Regions from separate parts of the Homo sapiens genome. Here region 2 is linked to region 1. Evidence: read pairs that join two places in POLR2A ChIA-PET (ENCODE). Cell type or tissue: A673. All regions are shown on one strand.

Region 1 (8,000 bases):
ATGGGAATCCATTAAAAATAAAGTTGCCAAATATATGTGTGTGTGTGTGTGTGTATATATATATACACACACACACATACACAAACACACATGGCACATATGGTGACGTATATATAAACACACATTGCATACATGTGCCATTGTATAAATATTATGTACATTATAAAATATACACAACAAAACAAATATAAAAAATAAACATAACTAGAGGTTCTGATATTTTCTTCTTATACTCCCAAGCACATTTGTGCTAATCTATTTGAATGCACATACTGGTGTGCCAGTAAACCAGCTTTCTGACAAAAAATAAAAAGGTCCTGATTTGTAAGCCAGTTTCTGTGATGTAAATCTTCCTACCAATGCAGATTTTGAGCTACTAACATCATGTTAATTGGCTTGCAAAGCTTCTGAAAGTTTAACAACCAGCTCTCAACGAGCCGGTACAGGCGGAGTCCAGCATACCATGGGCATACACATCACACTCTGGAGATCAAAGTCATGGGCCAGGATAATGGAACATTTCAGTTTAAAAAGAGCTTTTCAACAGAAAAATTCTACATGTTAAGAAATAATTGTTTTCAATATTTTGTACTATATTATCCTTCTTAAACATGAATTACTCGTTAAAAATTTGAGAAAAACACTCCTTTTAAAAACCATGGCTGGTTGGTGGGTGCACTAAAAGCCCAGACTTCACCACTATGCAATATAGCCAGGTAACAAAATTGCACCTGTACCCCCTAAAGCTATAAAAAACAATGAAAAACAATGACAAAAAACCCCATGGCTTACACTTAAAATGAGTTCAATTTATTTTACAAAAATTATTATAACAAAGTTGATTTTTTAAAAAAAGCAAATTTATTTTATCTACTAAAATAAGCCAAATAATTAAATAAATACAGTCCTATGTATGACAAAGTATGTCACTGAATAATATACTAGTTTAGTGGTTGTATTTTCATAAAACATACAGTATCCTTTTTAAATGAGCAAAACTGCCACATCCTTATTAGGCAGTAGCACCAAAACTCTGCAGTTAAAAAGCAGCGTATCATACATTGTAAACTTCTTTTTTTTTTTAAGAGACAGTGTCTCACTTTGTCACCCAGGCTAAAGTGTAGTGGTATGATATAGCTCACTGCAACCTCAAGCAATCCTCCTGCCTCAACCTCCCAAGTAGCTGGGACTACAGATGTGCACCACCACACCAGGCTAATATTTGTATATATATATTTTTTGGTAGAGATGGGGTTTCACCATGTTGCCCAGGCTGGACTCAAGTAATCTTCCCTGCTCAGCCTCCCAAACTGTTGGGATTACAAGTGTGAGCCCACACTGCAAACTTTTAAAACAACTTGCAGTCTGAGAGATGACTTAAGATTTCTGATTTTTAAGTTTAAAGACAATATAGAAAAATGGTGTACTTAGTAACAAATAGCATACATTTATTTTCTTTCATTGATTAGAAAAACAAATATAAGAAGAAAAATCATGATACGAAATAGAGAACTATCTTGTGGAATGAATGGAGATAGTGTTAGGCTGAGTCATACCTGATAAAGTTTGATTATGTGAGGGTGGTCTAACATTTTCATTATTTGTACTTCTCGGTAGATTTTCTCAAGGTTCACTGCATCCAGCTGAGACTTATCGATTATTTTTATTGCCACCTGCATCCCAGAACACAAATAAATACAATTAGTATACAATAGTTAACATTTTCTAGTTAAGAATCCTGTCAATAAATGACATGAGACTTCACCTGTAGGTTCCTGACACTGATGATAGCAGTTTAAATTCAATGTTCATTCATTCAACAAATATTTCTTAAACTAATACCATGTGTAAGGCAGTAGATGTTGTTTGGCAGTGTCTTTAGTGTGCTATGAAGAATAATTTGAAAACATGTTTCTCTTTCAGTACAATGGTAATGTCTTTTTTCTCCTGTACAAACTGAAAAAATAAAATCTTTATTTGATTAAATTAGTAGCTATATCAACTAGTTATCCTGCTGTGAAGTACCTATAAACAAATGATCAGCAAAGTAGAAGACAGTTCGGAAGATAGCTTCTGTTGCACTGAAATACTATTTTCCTAGAAAAGCAAGTGATAAGTTTCAAAGAATACAGACAAAAAGCTGAATATAAAATATTAAAACTCATTACATGAGAAAATACAATTGGACTTTCTTTTAAAAATTGAAGTGCAAAAACTAAAATGTTAGTAACTGCACTAAAATTTAACTTTGTAAAAGGAATTTTATTTCAGAAACTGTGACTTCATTCTGTTATAACTAGAGAGGAGCCCAAACAATTCCAAGGTTAATAATTTGAAGGGATTACATATGAAGGTGAATGACTAGGTAGGCAGAAATCAATGATTACACACATTTTTTTCATGCAATTAAAAAGAACTAATTTATTAAAATTAGTAGATATTTGGTTGGAAAATAAAGCATTCTGATTTAAATAAATTTTTCAGATAATTGGGAATCACCCCAATTTAATTATCAGTTTTGAAAAAACTCTAAAATGTACTTCAAGTTATATCAAAGGGTATTCTAAACATAATTTAGCCTTATGTTATTGTTTCAGGGTAACTTTTCTTCTTTTTTTTTTTTTTTTAATGCAGATGGGGTCTCATTATGTTGACCAGGCTGGCCTTGAATTCCTGGCCTCAAGCAATCCTCCCTTTTCAGCCTCCCAAAGTGCTGGGATTACAGGTGTGAGCCACCATGCCTGGCCTCAGGAAAACTTTTATTTATTTATTTATTTGATACAGAGTCTCCCTCTGTGGCCTAGGCTACAGTGCAGTGGCACGATCTTGGCTCACTGCAACCTCCGCCTCCTGGGTTCAAGTGATTCTCCTGCCTCAGCTTCCCAAGTAGCTGGGATTACAGGTGTGTGCCACCACGTCTGGCTAATTTTTGTATTTTTGGTAGAGATGGGGTTTCACCACGTTGGCCAGGCTGGTCTTGAACTCCTCACTTCAGGTGATCCGCCCACCTCGACCTCCCAAAGTGCTGGGATTTCAGGCGTGAGCCACTGTGCCCAGCCGAGGATAACTTTTAATATCAGCAATTGCACATGCTATGACAGCTCAATGCTTCCAAAAGCTATCCAATAAAATAGGACTCAGCTTGCCATTTCACATAATTCCCACAGTCTCCTGTTCATACAATTACAGTTAACCCTGAACAACATGGGATTTAACTGTGTGGGTTCACTGATACACAAATTTTCTTCCACCACTAAGACAGCAAGACCAACTTCTCTTCTTTCTCCTCCTCCTCAGCCCACTCAATGTGAAGATAATGAGGATGGAGACCTTTATGATCCACTTCACTTAATGAGTAATAAATGTATTTTCCTTGTTATTTTCTTAACATTTTCTTTTCCCTAGTTTACTTTATTATAAGAATAAAGTATATAATGCATGTAACATACAAAATATGTGTTAATGGACTGTTTCTGTTATTGGTAAGGCTTCCAGTGAACAGTAGGCTATTAGTTAAATTTTGGGGGAGTCAGGCTGGGCGCTGTGGCTCATGCCTGTAATCCCAACACTTTGGAAGGCCGAGGCAGGCTGATCATTTGAGGTCAGGAGTTTCAGACCAGCCTGGCCAACATGGTGAAACGCTGTCTCTACTAAAAACATAAAAATTAGCTAGGCATGGTGGTGGGTGCCTGTAATCCCAGGTTGACCTGGGAGACTGAGGCAGGAGAATCGCTTGAACCTGGGAGGCAGAGGTTGCAATGAGCCAAGATCGTGCCACTGCGCTCCAGTCTGGGCGACAGAGCGAGACTCTGTCAAAAAAAAAAAAAAAATGGGGGGAGAGTCAAAAAGTTATACTTTCAACTGACCCCCGAGGGGGGTCAGTTCCCCTAACCTCTGCCTTGTTCAAGGGTCAAATGTAATGTTTTTCTTCTTTCTTTATGGCTGCTCTATCCTTTGCTGTTATGTCCTAAAGCTCTACTGTAAGTTTTACTTCTCACCTTTCTCTATTTCTAACTTGCTGTCCACAGGTTGTTTCCTGATTTGAATTAATTGTAGAACTCTGCAAGCTTCCCAGGGGAAATCCGATTACTAAACATAATGTATAAAATTAAATTTATCGCCTAAGAATAAAAGCTTCTTTTCTAGGGAGTAAAGTACATAGGTTCTGTGATAGCTCTTTTCATTATGTTTGGTGGTGTTTTAATTATTACCGTAATGAAAATATTCTAGAAAGTAAAACTTTGACTGCTAGGCAAGTAGAACGATTAATATTATATACTCGCTATTAGAAATATTATTGGACCACCTCAAACCTAAATACATTTAAAGAAACCCCCCTCAATGAAGAGTATGATACAATCCATTATTATCCATTATTTTGGGTAACTTTGGGTAACAGCTGCCAGATAAAAGGATAAGTGTATAATTGAATATCCTCAATATTCCTTAGGAAGATCACATCAAGTTTCACGGACATGCATATTTTGAAGAAAATGTCTTACCCTACAATTTCAGGAGTGAGTCTATATATCAGCACCCCCTGCCCCCAGGAAAAAGCTTTTATAATGAGATGGGTCACAACCATCTAATAGAAGAAGATGGAAAGAAGGGATTATGGTTTTTAAAAACCCAGCATGATTCCTATCATGAGACAATTTTATAATGTAAATATCTTGAGTGTCATATTTAATGGGATGAAAGAGTTTAGATATTAAATATCAATTAAAGCAAGGTATTACCCAGAGAAAGCTCCTTTTTTATACCCTTTTGGAATGTTGGCCTCAACAATGAAAAAGTGAAAAATATATGACATATATTAAAAAGTTTAAAATGTTATCTAATTAAATTTTAATAAAAATTATAAATCTCATTTAACATTTCTTAACAAAATAACTCAAATGATATAATTCTCCCTTCAATTTTATCTTGGGTCACAGACTTTATCCATCTATGATCCTATGATCATAAATATATATATATATATATATATATATATATATCCCATTGCTATCCCTTGTTTCTAAGGCTATTACAGGAGAGGATTATGCTTCTCTAAAGAAAAAGCAGAGCATGAGTTAACATGTTCCTTGTAACATGGGAACTCTAACTGCTTTACCAAATACACCCCAAAACTTATGATTCAAACTCAACAGAAGTTTATTTCTTGCTCACGTAGCAGAACTAGATGAATGCAGACTTTTGAAATTCAAAGAGGCTTTAATATCTTTAATGTGTGGCTTCCAAGGTTAACCTGAAGGCGGTCTCCATTCCAGCTAGACAGAAGGAAAAAAGAACTCTGAGGGATCTTCATGGGTGATTTTATGGGCCAGGGCTGGAAGTGGTGCCTATTACTTCTGTTCATTCCATTAGTTAGAACTCCGCATATGACCACACCTAAATGCAAGGGTGGCATAGAAACAGTCCAGCTGTAGGCCCAGAAAGAAGAGGAAACAGCAGAGTTTTCAATGATCAGCTAGCAGTCTGCCAAACTCATCCAAGTAATTTCTTAACAATGGAGCTCTCTATCAAGTACTTCCCAGAAATATGTATAATACTAACAATGGTGATGACTTTCACAACTGCACAGCATTTTTAAAGATACTTCAGCATATTTTATCTCATTTATTTCCCAATTCTGTGAAGTAAATGAAACAAGCAGTACACTCATGAGTTGAAACTGAGGTTCAAATAATGTCACATAATCAACAAAGGTCTTAAAGCTCTAATGAATTAAGGAAGAAAAACCCTAGGCCTTCTAACTCCAACTTTAATCTTTTCACTATTTCAAAGGGTCTTGTAGTAATACATTACACAGCATCTGTTGTGTGCCAGGAATTATGCCTGGGATATAAAAATGAATGAGATTTGATTCCTACCCTCAACAATTTAATAGGTATGTAAGAAGAAGATGAACACATTTTACCAACAAAAAAAAAAGTATTTGGGGATTTCCCCAAAGGTGCACTGAAAGTCCTTAATTTGCAAAAGGGTTGTGTTCCAATAGTTCCTTTTAAGGATTAGAATGAACTTAGATTTCTGGGAACTTCCTCTCTATATCCCTTCTCTTATTTAGTTCTCAACATAGTATAAGAGACAAAATCTGCATGGTAACAAGAAAGTAGGTCAAGAAAGGAACTCCACGAATGGAAAGATCCCCTTTTTTGGTGGTGTTCATCTATTCAACTCTCTAATCATTATATATACATTATCTTAAAAAAACTTTCAATAAATTTATATGACAGAAAAATGAATACTCCTTCTACTAAAGGACTGAATAAAGGTTTCCTGTATAAACTGAAGAACATTAGGACAAACTAGAATGATTACTATCAAACTAAATCCCACATAAAGTAGCAACATTGAATATTCAACTTCAAAATACTCAGGGAAATATGAATTAAAAACAAAATACCATTTTCACTTATTATATTTATAAAGATTAAAAAATAAATAACCTGGTCAGCTAAAGTTCAGTGAGATGTTTGTTTCAGATAGTTAGTAGGAATATAAAATAGATTATAATTTTTCTGGGAAGCAATTTAGTAGTCTTTATTATGAACCTTAAAAATCATCCATTCCATGTAGCTTAAGGACTCTTCTGAGAAGTTATTTGAAGGAAATAATCTGAAATGAGGACAAAGATTTATGTGTAGTTTTTTTTTTTTTTGAGACAGGGTCTCACTCTGTTGCCTGGGCTGGAGTGCACTGGCGCGATCTCAGCTCACTGCAACCTCTGCCTCCCAGGCTCAAATGATCCTCCCACCTCAGCCTCCCAAGAAGCTGGGACTACAGGTGTGCACACACACACACACACACACACACACACACATTTGGTCGAGAGTGGGTTTCACCATGTTGCCCAGGCTGGTCTCAAACTCCTAGGCTCAAGTAATCCTCTTGCCTTGGCCTCCAAAAAGTATGGGATTACTGGTGTGAGCCACCTCACCCAGCCTTATGTGTACATATAATCAATAGAGTATTAGAAAACTGAGATATCAGTGCAGTCTCAGCATAAGGTATGAGTAGAAAAAGATGACAAAAAACTGCTTTGTACTTTTCTGTGCAATTTTTCTTCAGTGAACATGTATTATTTTTCTAATAAGAAAAAACCCAGAACAATGACAGTTATTTATCATATACTAATTCTCTGAGATATATTAGTTTTCATTTTCTCATTTTCAAAATTCTTTAGAAAATGGCTATATTATTTTATGATTTAAATATTAAGAAGACCATATATACAGAAATGTTTCTAACAATGTGAAATTTTAAAAAACACTATGAAAGTAACAACTATGTAAAATACAAATTTTATACAGGAGGACAAAGAATTAAATGTAAGAGCAGAAATGTAAAAAGTGTTAAACTGATGAATAAATGGAATTTTTTCATTTTTCAAACTGTTTGTTATCTTTTTTTTTTTTTTTTTAGACAGAGTCTTGCTCTGTCACTGCTGGAGTGCAGTGGTGCGATCTCAGCTCAGTGCAACCTCTGCCTCCAGGGTTCAAAGTGATTCTCCTGCCTCAGCCTCCCAAGTAGCTGGGATTACAGGCATGCACCACCACGCCAGGCTAATTTCTGTATTTTTAGTAGAGATGGGGTTTCACCATGTTGGCCAGGCTGGTCTCAAACTCGTCACCTCAAGCAATCCACCCGCCTCGGCCCCCCAAAGTGCTGGGATTACAGGCGTGAGCTACCATGCCTGGCCTATCCTGTCTCTTTGATTTTAGAAAAACAAATTAACTTCTCATAAAAGAAATACTAATCTCATTTAAAGAAACCACATATACAAAAGTTGCTTTTGGGTTCTATAAATCCACAGATTAAAGCCAAAAAAAGTAGCTTTTGGAGATTTTATAAAGAAGTTACAAATAAGAGCTATTCTTCTAATAACAAATTACAAGGGATTAACATGTGTTTCTTGTCTTAGATAATATTTACTCCAGTCCTATTACTAATATACTAATTCTACACTGTCCTTCTGAAGTACCAAGTAACAT
Region 2 (8,000 bases), 200 kb before region 1:
GAGAATAGGAGGTTGGACTATTAGTTCTTTCCTTGTCCCCACATGGCATTCTAAACTGTGATAAAATTATTTGATACAACCATTGAACCCATTCCTCCTGTTGCCTTTTCTCAGTCTTCAGATCCCCATAGTGTTTCTGTAGCATTTGAAATCTACTCTTCACCCAGATTTTCAAAACTGTGTACTTCTTTGATTCTTCTATGTCCTGTCTTCTGGTTCCCTTCATCCTTGGCTGCTTCCACTTCTTTCTTCTGCCCAGTGCTACGGGCATCTTCTCAGCTTTATCTGTGGTCTTTGGCCCTCTCTGTTTGTTTTTTGTCTCTCTTCTGCTCTTTTACCTTTTCTTCCCTCCTTCACTTCCTCTCCCTTTTTTTCATGCATTCTTCATGTATTTGTTAAGTAGACATTTACTTAGGACCTACTGTATGTTTTGTACTGTGCTAGGTTTTTGGCATAGAAGAATGAATGAGATAGACACAGCCCCAGATTTTATGGAGCTTACAATGAATTTCCCAATTAATTAATAGAATATAATTGTAAAATGTTTTGAGAAGTACTGGTTGCTATAAGAGCATGTAATTTAGGCCCTGTCCTAGTTTAAGAGGTCAGTGAAGTCTTTCTTAAGGAAATCATTTTTAGCTGAAATCTGAAGGATGAGTAGGAATTTATGAGGGGACAACAGGGAATGTTCCACGAGTAGGAACAGAAAACAGTTCTCTAACTCAGTATTTTAGTCATATTGGTCTTCTTTCAGTTACAGTTGTGTGCTGCTCAGTGACACTTTGATCTAGGGCAGACTGCATGTTTGATGGTGGTCCCACAAGATTATTATGGCTACACCATACAGCCTAGGTGTGTCATAGGCTATACTGTCTAGCTCTGTGTAAATACACTCTATGATGTTCACATAATGATGAAATCATCTAAGACACATTTCTCAAAACCTGTCTCCCTCGTTAAGTGACGCATGACTGTACTTGAGTACCCCATGCTTCTTCCCACCTCATTAGGTGTAAGACACAAGTTATCATCTTTCCTCAATGTCACCCAAACCTATTCTTTACTGCAGCCTTAGTTCACTGAATTAGAAATCTTGGTGTCACTGGTTTCATTTGAAATAGAAGTGAGGGCCAGGTGTGGTGGCTCACGCCTGAAATCCCAGCACTTTGGGAGGCCGAAGTGGGCGGATCACCTGAGGTCAGGAGTTTGAGACCAGCCTGATCAACATGGTGAAATCCCGTCTCTATTAAAAATATAAAAATTAGCCAGCCGTGGTGGCGGGCCCCTGTAATCCCAGCTACTCAGGAGGCTGAGGCAGGGGAGAATCGCTTGAACCTGCGAGGTGGAGGTTGCAGTGAGCCGAGACCGCACCACTGCACTCCAGCCTGGGCGACAGAGCAAAATCTGTCTCAAAAAAAAAAAAAAAAAAGAAATACAAGTGAGATTTGTCCTTTCTTCTTTCTTCATTCCCACTGCCATAGAAATATCAGAAGGTGATGTAGAGGCAGGTGGATCACTTAAGCCCAGGAGTTCGAGACCAGCCTGGGCAACATGGTGAAACCCTGACTCTACAAAATACAAAAAAAATTAGCCAGGCGTGGTGGTGTGCACCTGTTGTCCCAGCTACTTAGGAGGCTGAGGTAGTAGGATCACTTGAGCCTGGGGAGGTCGAGACTGCAGTGAGTTTTGTTTTTTATTTTTTTTTGAGTCAGAGTCTCGCTCTGTCTCCCAGCCTGGAGTGCAGTGGCGTGATCTTGGCTCACAGACTGCAGTGAGTTGTGATTTGCACTACTACACTCCAGCCCGGGTGACTGAGTGAGTCCCTGTCTAGAAAGAAAGAAATATCAGAAGGCATTATCACTTCACAACTGAATATTACAGTAGTAACTAGAGTGCTTACTTCAGCTTTTTCCTCCAACACTTTCTTGCCTCATCCTCCGCAGCATAGCTAGTATAGGCCTCTCTTTCTAAGACCCTGTTTTTTATCATCTTACTCCTTGGCTGAAAAACCTAGAATAGATTCCTGATGCATAAAATCCAGATTCTCTTCCTTTGGATCCTCCATTATCAGTCCTCAGACTGTCTCACTCTCGTTTTGTTTCTCAACAAACACCTTTTGGGACAGGTAGATATTCTTCCTCTTCCCCCTGTCAACCATGCTCCTTTATGTCTTTTTCCCTCTGTTTTCTCTTTAACTTTTATTACCAACTTTAGGAAGTCTTTTCAACTACTGTAGCCTCCAGTGATCTCATCCTCTCTGAACTCTGAATTTTTAATAACACTTTCTGCATTTCATATATGCTAATGTCATTTCCTTACCTAAATTATAAGTTTAAGAATGACTTGGGGCTGGGTGTGGTTGCTCATGCCTGTAACCCAGAACTTTTGGAGGCCAAGGCGGGAGGAATCACTGGAGACCAGGAATTCAAGACTGACCTCGAAAAGTTAGTGAAACCTTGTCTCTATTTTAAAAAATTTAAAAATTAGCCAGGCATGGTGGCACATGCCTGTGGTCCCAGCTACTTGGGAAGCTGAGCTGGGAAGATCACTTGAGCTTGAGAGGTTGAGGCTGCAGTGAGTTATGATCACATCATTGCACTCCAGCTTGGGCAACAGATTGAGACCCTGTCTCCAAAAGAAAGAAAGAAAGAATGGCCAGCTGGACATGGTGGCTCATGCCTGTTATCCTAGCACTTTGGGAAGCTGAGGTAGGAAGATTGCTTGAGGCCGTAAGTTCAAGACCAGCCTAGGCAGCATAGCAAGACCCCCGTCTCTACAAAAAATAAAAATAAATTAACTAGGCCTGGTGGCGCATGCCCGTAGTGCCAACTACTTGGGAAGATCACTTGAACCCAGGAGGTTGAGGCTGCAGTGAGCAAAAGAAAAGAACAAGGACATGTTATGACTTATATGTAATTTTATATACTCTAGGATTCACCAAATAGATACTTAATAAATGCTTTGAGGATGCCTAGAAGATTCCTTTTTTGCTTTTTGATCTGCAATTTTATTGCCTGTCAGGACAAATTGTATCACCCTTCAAATACATTCAACAAATTCAATACTCAAAAGTGTAAAATCATAGTGCCCAACAACTAATCAAAACTACTAAATTGTGAAGAGGCAAGAAGATGTAACCTAAAACCAAGAAGATTTATTTTGATATCATTTGGTGGATACTGCTAGTTCATTGCTTACTGGGGACTGTGAATGGTTAACATTGTAATCCTTCTGTCCTGTATGTTGGGTTTAACTTGAATTGATAATAGACACTAACCTAGGTTGAAACAAGGATAATTTATTTTAATGGGCTCTAATATTCCAGGGATTGTTTCTACCAGCTAAATACTCACATTTCATAGAGCTGGTCAAGGATTCCTTCTGATATTCCAGCTATTTTTATAGTCCTTTACAGTTTACCAGTTTTATTTAAATGAATCATCTCATTTAATCCTCATTATAACTCTTTGAGGTAAGTGATGTTATCTTTATTATCAGAAGAAGAAAATGAGGTATAAGAAAAAAGATTGTGAGTCACTCAGCCAGTCTGTGGTAGAACCCAGGCCTGAATCTAGGCCGGCTGACTTTGAACTCCTTTTCTAATAACCTTAGTTGTTCTTGAATGAAGAACCTGCCCTTGATCATACCTAATCATTTTCTGCTGGAGGCCTTTGTCCTTGTGTGTTTGAGTTGTTCATCAGCTGCTTCCCAGAGATGGTGAAAAAGAGGTTAAAAGTTTTTCTAATGGATTATCCTCTTGATTAATATGATTTTGCTTCGGTGTCTTTCTTTTTTTTAGTTTTAGAGACAGGGTCTTGCTCTGTTTCCTGGGCTGGAGTGCAGCGGCACAATCAGCTCACTGTAGCCTCGAACTCTTGGGCTCAAGCGATCCTCCCGCCTCAGACTCCCAAGTAGCTAGGACTACAAGTGCGAGCCACCACACTGAGCCAATTTTTAAAAAAAATTTTTTTGTAGAGACGAGCTGTCACTATGTTGCTCAGATTGGGCCTTGATATCTTTCTAAGACCTTTACTTTAAATGGAATTTGCTTAGGGATGATATGATAAATGAAGCCTAATCTGACTGATACAGTTGCATATTAATTAGTTACCACCCACATCCCTGGTAGGCCTTGTACCCGACACCAAATCTAGATAACCAGACCTGTAGTGTGCCTGGCCAGAAAAAGCCACGTTGAGGTCAAGTATTAAAATGTCATACTGAGGGCTCCCTAACCAAAAGAAATCTAAGCATAAGACCCTCAGTGTCTCTGTCTCTTGTTGGTTCTGTTTGCTTACAGAGGCATGGCACTTGTAAAGCTTTTAAAAACTTGTTTCATGTTCTTATAATCCTTGGGAGATACAGAGTGGGTGTTCAGACCAAAAAGGCTACTTCCTGAAGTGTTTATGCAAAGGATCATTTTTAGAGAGTTATGTGGAATGGAATTGGGTCTGACGTCAATTCTCAGTGTGCTTTCTCTCCCCTGGAGGAATAGGCCATATGTAGAGACAGATGTGAGACTGAAGTCTTTTTTACATATAAATAATGCTGGGAGAGAATGAGAACATTTCTGTAAGGTGGAGGTTGGGGAAGAACAGAGTTCACGGTAAGCCAGAGATGACCAACTTGTTTTTGTATGCACTTCTAAAAAACCTTCTAGTAATGTATAATCTATAAGCCTAAATGTGTGTAAAGTATTTGTACAGTAAATTAGTAGTAATAATAATAGAGCAAGTGTCTGTGTAACCCAGGTCAAATAATAGAACATTGCCAGCACCCAGGAGCTCCCCCAGAATTCCTTTTGATCACCTACCCACACCCCTGTTCTGAGGGAGTCTCCTGACTCCTGTGGTAATGATTTTCTTGCTTTTCTCTTTAGATTTATGACTTTTACATGTGTCCCTAAATGACTTAGGTTCATTTTGCCTGAATCACACTGCATTTATCCTTTTGTGTCTTGATCTTTTCACTCAACATTTTGTTTATAATAATCACACATGTTATTGCCTGTGGTTTGTTCTCTCTTATTAATATTTCATTGTATGACTTTACCACAATTTATTGATTATTTTACTGTTGACGGGTGTTTTTGTTTCCAATCTGGGTTACTACAGATAACACCACTTTGAACATTCTTGAACTTTTCTTTTGGTGCAGGCATTTCTGTTGGATATACATTAGGTTGAACCATATGAATTACCATTTTTGTGGCTCAAACATCAAATAATAATTTCATGTGGTTCAATCTAATAATTAGGGGTAGAATTGTTAGATCATAGGAAATACATATGTTCAATTTTAGTAGATTTTGCCAAATAGTTTTCTAAAGAACTCTTACCAACTTAATTTCCTGTTAGTAATATATAATTGTTGTTCCACATTCTGGCCAACACTTGATACTGTAATTTTTTTTATTGTGGTTTTCATTTGCATTTGCTGGTTACTAATGAGGTTGAACGCATTTTCACTTGTTGTGGCCATTTCAGTTTATTCTTATAAAGTACCTAAGTCACTTGCCCGTTTTTCTTTTGGGTGGTTTGTCTTTGTCTTGTTGATTAGCAGAAGTTATATATATTCTAGATATGAATCCTTGATGGTTAAATGTATTACATATATCTTCTCTCATTCTGTGTTTTTTTAATTCTTAATGTTTTTTGACTCACTGCAACCTCTACCTCCTGGGCTCAAGCAGTCTTCCTGCCCCAGCCTCCCAAGTAGTTAGGACCACAGGTGTGCACCACCATGCCCAGCTAATTTTTTTATTTTTTGTAGAGATGGGATCTCACTATTTTGCTCAGGCTGATCTTGAACTCCTGGCCTCAAGTGATCCTCCCACCTCAGCCTCCAAAAGTGCTGGGATTACAGGCGTGAGCCACTGCTCCTGGCCTTAATGTGTCTTTTGGTGAAAAGGTATTCTAAACTTTAATATAGTCAAATGTATCGTCATTCTTTTTTATAATTAATGCTTTATCCACAAACTCTTTTACCCAAGATCTTGAAGATATTCTTTTATATTATATTCCGAGAGCTTTATCTTTTCATTTTTAGGCCTATTCATCTAAAGTTGATTTTTGCATGTGGAGTGAGGTTAAAGTTCAATTTCATTTTTCCCCTAAGGGATATCCAGTTGTCTACACCAGCTGGTGAAAAGACAGTCGCTTCTTTGAGGTGTCGCTTCTGTCGTAAATAAGGGTCTGCATGTACCTGCATCTGATCTAGGCTCTTTGTTCTATTTCATTGGTCTGTTGATCTATTCCTCACTGTATTAATTTCTTTTTTTTTTTTTTTTTTGAGACAGAGTCTTGCTCTGTCACCAGGCTGGAGTGCAGTGGTGCAATCTTGGCTCACTGCAGCCACTGCCTCCGGGGTTCAAAGAATTTTCCTGCCTCAGCCTCCTGAGTAGCTGGGACTACAGATGCCCACCACCATGCCTGGCTAATTTTTATATTTTTAGTAGATACGGGGTTTCACCATGTTGGCCAGGCTGGTCTCAAACTCCTGACCTCAGGCGATCCACCTGCCTCGGCCTCCCAAAGTGCTAGGATTACAGGCGTAAGCCACTGTACATGGCCTACTGTATTAATTTCTATAGCTTTACAGTAACTAAGCCCCCACCTTGTTGTTGTTGTTTTTCTTTTTAGTGATGAGGTCTTGCTGTGTCACCCAGGCTGGAATGCAGTGGCATGATCATAGCTTACTGCTGTCTTGACCTCCTGGGCTCAAGCAATTTTCCTGCCTCAATCTCCTGAGTAGCTAGGACTATTGGTACATACCACCATGCCCGGCTAATTTTTAAATTTTTGTGGAAACAGAGTCTCACTGTCTTGCCTAGGCTTATCTCAAATTCTTGGCCTCAAGCTATCTTCCCACTTTGGCCTCCCAAGGTACTAGGATTACAGGTGTGAGCCACCATGCCCAGCCTGTTCTTCTTTTTTAAGAATGCCTTGGCTATTCTTGTCTTTCTGCCTTTCCATACACATTTTAGAATCCGCTTGTTGAGTTTCAAAAAAGTCTGTTAGGATTTTGATTGACATTATATTTAATTTATCAATCAATTTGTTTAGAATTGACATATTTATAATAGTAAGGTTTTTGTCTAGGAATAAAATATATCACTACATTAATAAGGTCTACTTTATTGTGTATCAAAAAAATTATTTGAAATAAAATTCACCATTTTAATGTTTTTTAATTATAAAATATGCACAACACAAAATTTACAATTTTAATCATTTTAAAGCATACAATTCAATGGCTTTTAGTACATTTATAATGTACAACTCTCACCAGTATCCAAGTTTAGAAGATTTTTATTATGCCTCCCCCCCAAAAAAACCCATACCCATTAAATATCCATTAAGCAGCCACTCCCCAGTTCATAGTAACCTCTGTTTTCTGTCTTGGAGGATTTGCCTATTACGAACATTTCATATAAATGGAATCGTATATATGTGGCCTTTGGTGCCTGGCCTTTTTCAGTCACAGCAATATTTTTAAGGTTTATCTGTGGCATAGGCTGTATCAGACCTTCATTCCTTGTTATGGCTGAGTACTGTTCTATTGTATGGATATACCACATTTTAATGGTATGGATATACCACATGAATCTATCTGTTGATGGGCATTTGTCAATAAAATTCTATCCTTTTTTTTTTTTTTTTTTTGAGACAGAGTCTTACTCTGTTGCCCAGGCTGGAGTGCAGTGGTGTAATCTTGGCTCACTGCAACCTCCACCTCCCAGGTTCAAACAATTCTCCTGCCTCAGCCTCCCAAGTAGCTGGGATTACAGGCCTGTACCACCACACCCAGCTAATTTCTGTATTTTTAGTAGAGATGGGGTTTCCCCATGTTGGCCAGGCTGATCTTGAACTCCTGACCTCAGGTGATCTGTCCACCTGGGCCTCCCAAAGTGCTGGGATTACAGGCGTGAGCCACCGTGCCCAGCCAATAAGATTCTATACTTTTTTATGGAGCACTTTCATCTTTTATTATATTTATTC

The links. Peaks named below come from ENCODE experiments on the same cell type or tissue, not always from the same donor. Only the 100,000 strongest peaks of a DNase experiment are listed, where the experiment ranks them.
Region 2: POLR2A ChIA-PET joins it to region 1 with 6 read pairs; 7 of 35 experiments call an interaction of 5 or more read pairs at or near these places.

What each region holds. Positions count from the first base shown.
Region 1 is chr11:111,609,916-111,617,915 of GRCh38, reverse strand. It overlaps SIK2 (salt inducible kinase 2), which reads right to left. Exons shown (of 15, transcript NM_015191.3): 2 at 1,557-1,673. Among named protein-coding and RNA genes, the nearest start is that of SIK2, 11 kb to the right of the region's middle. In A673, no CTCF peak of the experiment used is centred here; no DNase peak of the experiment used is centred here; H3K27ac peaks cover 1,092 bases.
Region 2 is chr11:111,811,207-111,819,206 of GRCh38, reverse strand. All of the region lies in intron 13 of ALG9 (ALG9 alpha-1,2-mannosyltransferase), which reads left to right. Among named protein-coding and RNA genes, the nearest start is that of PPP2R1B, 49 kb to the right of the region's middle. RefSeq lists an enhancer at 3,341-4,540. In A673, no CTCF peak of the experiment used is centred here; a DNase peak (open chromatin) is centred at 4,436; H3K27ac peaks cover 3,889 bases.